Linked DNA regions of Mus musculus: region 1 is linked to region 2. A link is a contact called in ENCODE Hi-C or POLR2A ChIA-PET data. All regions are on one chromosome and are shown on one strand. Each heading gives the region's core, a stretch centred on a gene start or an enhancer-like site at or near the end of the contact. The rest is flanking DNA. Distances are from core to core; before and after follow the strand shown.

Region 1 (3,366 bases), core at 237-2,736, 120 kb before region 2:
CATACACATAAAATAAACAAATTTAAAAACAAAACAACAAACCAAAGGAAAAGGTCTATGCTGGAAACACAAATGCACATATAGACACACTCGGGCAGGGTTTAATGTTTCTTACTAATCTGAATATCTTATTTCCGAAGTAAAAATCTTCTAGAAGAAGAGTTTTTAACTAAATAATATTTTAAAACTCAGGTATTTTAAATTTGTAGTAATCAGTAATATTCATTACCTCTGTTTAACAATACAATGATAACAAAAGCAAGACTCCTTTCTGATTTTGAAAGTGAAATAATACTTTGGGTGGTTTAAATAAGGATGGTCCCCACAGGCTCATATATTTGAATACTTAGTTACCATGGGGTGACACTACTTAGGAGGTGTGGCCTTGCTGGAGGACCAGGTGCTCTCAGCTTCTTTTCCAGCACCTGCCTGCATGCTATCACACTCCCCACCATGAGCATAATTGACTAAACCTCTGAGACAGTACGGAAGCCCCTCATTCCAAGCTTTCTTTCAGAAGAGTTGTTTTGGCCATGGTTCACAGCAACAGAACACTGAGACACACTTATCTACTTTAAAAAAGACTGCTTTTCCCTTGTAAGCTATTGTCACTAAAAGTCATCTAGCATATAACACAAAAAATTGTGTTTAAGAAAATGAAAAAGGGGGATGGAGAGATGACTCAGCAGTTAGGAGCATTGGTTGCTCTTCCAGAGGTCCCCGAGTTCAATTCCCAGCAATCATGCGGTGGCTTGCAACCAATTACAATGGGATCTGATGCCCCGTCTTCTGGCACATAGGTATAATTGCAGATAGAGCATACATACATAAAACAAATAAATATCTTAATTAAAAAAAAAACATGAAAAAAGGTCATTTTACTACTGTAATCCAAGGATGGTACCTAGTTTCAAAAAAATAGTAACTATTCTATCATTAATCCAATACAAAATTTAAAATATGTGCAGATAATTCTGTTTCCATGAGGGCTTTGGTTGGACCTGACTGAGGATGAAATATACAATCTGATTTTTTAGGAGGCACTATTTTAAATTGCTGTCCACGAAAAGCTAGTGCTTTCTATTCTTTTCTCAAGGATAATAGTACATTACATAACTAACTTATGTAATATATTATTCTTGAGAAAGGATTAATATCTAATTAATATCTAAGAAGAGTATGCTTCTTAGGAGAAGAAAACCGTGTAGCACACACTTGTTATAAAGTGAGCAGTTTTAAGTACTCAGAGCACTTAGGCCAACACTTATGCCATTCTTTTCGGGCACACTTAAGAGTGCAGGGAAGAACAGGATCTTGATTAGTCCCCACCTCCAGCCTCTTTTGTTCAAGCAAGTCAAGTGTGACAGACAGGACTCTTCTACATACAGGAATCACACACTGAAGCCACTGGCAAGCTGTCTTCCGCTCTTAGCATTTCTGCCTGTTTCCTGCTGCCTTTCCGGACACTGCAAGAAAACCCCAGCTCAAAATCTCACGACATACTTGACATTCTGAGGAAATCCTCTCCATCCAGATGGCCTATCACAAAGCCCATCTAGGCTGACACAAGTAAAACATGCTTAAGACAGTCCCTCTCCTGTCCCTTTGCTCTCTGAGCTAAAAGTTTTCTGCTCATTGATAAAGTGACACAAAGAAGCTGAAGGAGAGCAAGCAAACAGGAAACAGAACTGCCTCAGGCCACAGAGACAGCTAACAGACGTGATTGCCACAGCCATGCGCTGGCTTGAGGCTGGTTGGAGGCTTGGGTGCTTCAGCTGCTCCTCATCCACAGCTTCAAATCCAAACCCAAGTTCTCCTTCTTCTGAAACTGCAACACAGTACCATTTCTATAAATACCACTTCAGAAGTACAAAAGTGATCATTTTTTTGGGTAGGAAATAAAAATAAACACTGTGCGTGCAGTGGCAGGTCACACTTCCTTCTTCCTTTTGCTTTTGTTTAAAATGAAACCCACTTGGAGCATAAAGAATAATCACTTTTCATTAATTTTAAAACCTAAATATTTAGACTATATATGATATAACCATTTCACTAATAAACATAATTAAGTCATTTTCAAAATTATTTTAAAATGTTACAAGCTATAGTAGTATCAATTAATCTATAAGATAAAACAATTCACGACTGCTTGTATACACTCATTTTAAACCATTGATGCTGACAAGTAACGTAAAGTCAGAGATATTTCAGTCTGTCTCACACCATGTAAAGCCAGGTGACAATGAATATAATGGTTTTTTTTTCATGTGAGAGGCTGTTATTACAGAGGCACCTCTGAAGGGGGGGGGGGAGTGGTGGTGAGGGGAAGAAGTGAGGAAGGGAGAAAGAGTTACAATGTATTTTTTGTGTGAGCACTTCTGAAGTCAACTAAACAACAGATTCACAAAAAAGTATTGAAGGTGGCAGAGGATTTTCTTCAATTTGTTACTTTAAAACTTTGTATTTACAAAAAACCTATACCAACCCAAAATAAACACAAGTAATATGACTGCTATAAACACATTCACACACAAAAAAATAGTTAATAAATGAACCGTAACCCAAACGGAACATGCAGAGCTGTGAAGGAGAGGAGACTACACAGGATCAATGAATCTGTAAGCTGATAGAAGTGGAATGTGGAAAACCACCTACATTTATTTCCAATAACCTTGTGGGAAAGTGGGAGCCTTTAAAAGAGTATTCTACAATAAGAATTCAGAAAGCAACTGTTCTGATTAACAACTGGTACAGATCATCAATAGGTAAGCAATGGAGAGACTAATGAGACTTAAGTGAGCTGCGGAGTGCGTCTGAGTCATCACAAATTAGGAAGCCTTCAGATTCTTAATAATGATTCCCAGGGAGCCAGAAGCAGTTGTATGTTAACTTTAACCTCCCAATTTCAGCTGGTTCTATAGTTCTTTAAACTGCATGATGACAGCCTCTTGAAGTTAAGAAGTGCTTTCTATCTAGGATTAGCAAAACCACTTCTTTCTCTTCTGCAGTATGACACAACCAACCTTTTTCTCCACATCAATTTGATAAGATAAGAGTACTAATAATTTACTTATAGATTATATTAGATTGGTAATTCTTTCTTCTCAAATAAATCTGAGTTTGGGCCAGAAAGCTAGGCTCCTACTCTTAGTTACTATGTTTGAGAACTATCTACTATCTACTTTGTTGGACATCCCTCCTGAAAGACCTATACAAACTCTTTCAAGTATATGAATACTGTATCTAAAAGTTGTTCAAGATGCCAAAGAAAAGGGCTGGTCTAGTGGCAGAGTATGGCATAGCACTAATTAGACTGATTGTGGATCAAAAGAAAAGGAGAAGTGGGCAGTGAAGGAAGAGGGGAAA
Region 2 (3,138 bases), core at 3-2,502:
CCAGTATAAAGACTGCTTAAATGTTTGTTGAATGAATAAGAAGGATGAGGAGGGAATTGGGCAGGCCCGATACTAACAACATAGACCAGAGGCAAAGCTGGCCAATATGGAGCCAGCACACAGAGGGTACTTGCCACCTGCTACCCAGATCCAGGATGGGAAGGTCCTGGGGGCTTGGCTCTGTGTCTCCCGAGGCCACACCGACTCGTGGACATTCCTGTCCCGGCTCTAGGTCTGTCTATCTTGGTCGTATTGGTAGAGCCCCGTTTTCCCGATCCCCTTTACTTCCATGCTCCCCCATTCCTGGACAGCCTAGAAGGTTCTGGTTTCATGCAAATTGATACTATTTGGTCATTCCGATGGGGCTTATAAGTGGCCTAGCCTGAGACAGAGGACAGAAATGGCTTTCACTAAGCTGTCTGCCTTCAGGACAGAGTGACTTTAAGCTCAAAGCCCAAGTGCTGCTGTATCTTATGTTTCACCCTTTCAGGCCATCCAAGTAGCCAAAGGTCTGGAGAGGGGACTCTCTCCTCTGCATAAGTTCCCCCTGAACCCTGGGAGGACAGGAGGCTGAGGTCAGGCCTGTCCATCAGTGAGAGAGATCCAGACATCATTTCCAGAACTGCCTCTAGACACTCACCCGTGAGAACAGCCCAGGCAGCCTTGGCAAAGGCTTCCAACCCGGTCAGCTCACAGCATCGACAATGGTTCTGGGAATTCCAACTCTCAAAACCCCTACATTTTTTTCATAAGAAAAAGGAACATATTTTGGCATCTTTGTTCCTGAAACAGGAAATGGCCAAGACAGTGACCTCCAGTAGCTACTTCCTCCTCCAGTGTTCATAAGGGGGTGGGTTCTGTCAGTCCTGTTCCCCACCCCCCCCCCCCCGGGATCAGTGGGCATAGACACCCCAACAGGGGATAGTAGGGACTGACAGGAAATGTAGGGGTGGGGATGGAAGGAGAGAGTTCCGAGGAATGCACAAGCCCAGTGGGCTGGAGTTGGGGCCAGTGGGTGCCTGGCATCTGAGGGCTACTTAGTCGGATGGTTACTTTTATCATTTTATGGAAAGAACATCACCGCTGTGACCTCTTAGGGGTTCAAGCGGAATAATTCAAGGTTCCAAGGTTCTGGGACCTGGGCCGTGTGTGGACTCTGGGCTGGGGAGGAGTTAAGGCGTGGTCTCAGTCAAAGGCGTGGTCTCTCCCAGTCAGAGCAGGAGAGTAAAGTGAACCCCCCTGGGGTGCTGAGGGGGGTGGGTGTGAGAGGGAATGGAGACCTGGCAGAAGGAACGGCAGAGACAGAGGGCCCTCTGAGTTGTACGGATTTCCCTAGAGCCTCCTTCCCTCCTGTCCCTCAACCCCGGAGGTCTTGACTCTTGATCCGCACGGATACAACAGACCCAGTTCAGAGGAAGGGATAGGGCAACGGGGGAGCACTGGAGGGTGGGGGTGCAGAAGGGCAAGCAGCCCTGCAACCATTAACGTTTTCACATTCCTGGCTCCTCACCGAGAGCAGTTGGCTAGGCTGGTCCCTGTGAATAGGTCCTTGCTGGCCCAAGTTCTTGCTGTAAAGCTGGGCTTTTGTGAACCCAAGGGAACTGATGGCGGCGGCGGTTTGCAGTGAGAAGAGTGGTAAGATCCGAGTTGCTTGGGTAAAATGTGCGGAGCAACGGTCTCCAGGCAAGCAGAGGCATCCTCCTTTCTGGACCCGCTAGTGAAGGGCACCTGTGGCGGTGGACAGGGTGAGCAGAGGTCACAGGCTTGGCTCTGAGACAGACAGGTGAGAGGTGGACTGATGATGGAGACTGTGGTCAGAGGGGCTAGGAGGATACTGGGGATCCGAGGTCCTATAGGTCAGGAGGGTGTTCCTCAGACTCCAATTCTGGGGTATCTGGCTTAACTGAGCACTCCTCAAACTGGGAAGAGGAAGGCAGAAGGGGAAAGGTCTGGGGATCCCTTTAAAGCCCGGGATGCTATAGAGATGCTGTCCCTTAAGCTTTATGTCTCTTCCCAGGCTGGAAGTGTCCAGAGCACTTCTCACAGGTCCCCGGCACATACCAGGTATCAAATAAAAGTCAGCTGGAAGGGACGATCAGGGTCAGAGGCCCACTGTGAGCAGGTGGGGCCAGCTGGTTGCCGCAAAGGCTGACTTCTGTCACCTTGCCTTGCGGACAGACGGCTCAGTGGCTTCTGTCAGTGGGACTGTGAAATCCACTTCCTGAGCCAGCCTTTCTACTTCTCATTTTCTCTGGGTCCTTTTGTCTTCTGTGTCTCCCATAGAGACCGTCTGTCTATCTATCTATCGATCTATCTATCTATCTATCTATCTATCTATCTATCTATCTATCGTGTGTGTGTGTGTGTGTGTGTGTGTGTGTGTATGTGTGTGCTCACACACACTTATGTGAGTAATCGAGCAATGCATGGGTGTGTGCTGTACCTGTATGTGGTGTGTGCACATGGAGGCCAGAGGTTGCTGTCAGGTGTGTCTTTATTTTTCACTTTCCACCTTATTTTTTTTTAAAAGATTTACTTATTTTTATTTTATGTATATGAGTGTTTTGCCTGTATGTATGTATGTGTGTGTGTATATATATATATATATATATATATGTGTGTGTGTGTGTGTGTATACACATATGTGTGTGTATGTGTGTATATGTGTTATGTGTATGTATGTGTGTGTGTATATGTATGTATATGTGTGTGTGTATGTATGTATGTATGTGTGTATGTATGTATGATATGCATGCCTGGTACCCTCAAAGGGCTCTGAAGACGGTAATGGAACCCCTGAAGCTGGAGTTACAAACCATTGTGAACTTCCATGTGGGTGACAGGAACCAAGTCTGGATCATCTTTAAGAGCAGTAACTGGGAGTTTACCCGTCGAGCCTTGGCTTCAGCCCCTCCGCCTTAGTTTTTGAGACTGGGTCTCACTAAATCCAGACTGTGCCACTTTGGCAACACTGGCTGCCCAGAGAGCACCAGGGGGTCGGCTTGTCTCAGCACTGAATTATACAAGTGTGTTCCATGCCTAGCCTTTCACTTGGCTGTTGTGTATTTGTTTACGTGGCACACTTTATTGATTTAAACCATATCCCCAGCCACTGCATTTTTCTACCTTTAATTTGTG

The links. A loop is a pair of places that touch in the nucleus more often than their neighbours do. ChIA-PET counts read pairs that join two places held with the same protein, here RNA polymerase II (POLR2A).
Region 1: a loop to region 2 is called in a map of v-Abl transformed pro-B cells, with 2.9 times the contacts of the local background. The contact joins two enhancer-like sites. A Hi-C loop is called at or near these places in 1 of 37 maps with a recorded cell type or tissue (v-Abl transformed pro-B cells). POLR2A ChIA-PET finds 5 or more read pairs at or near these places in 1 of 5 experiments (Patski).

What each region holds. Positions count from the first base shown.
Region 1 is chr17:83,395,976-83,399,341 of GRCm38, reverse strand. All of the region lies in intron 1 of Eml4 (echinoderm microtubule associated protein like 4), which reads right to left. Among named protein-coding and RNA genes, the nearest start is that of Eml4, 47 kb to the right of the region's middle. Within about 2 kb of position 1,486, at least 1 of the 3 ENCODE cell types and tissues checked has a DNase peak (open chromatin) inside an H3K27ac peak, as active enhancers do.
Region 2 is chr17:83,271,874-83,275,011 of GRCm38, reverse strand. No RefSeq gene overlaps it. Among named protein-coding and RNA genes, the nearest start is that of Gm24240, 3.5 kb to the right of the region's middle. Within about 2 kb of position 1,252, at least 2 of the 3 ENCODE cell types and tissues checked have a DNase peak (open chromatin) inside an H3K27ac peak, as active enhancers do.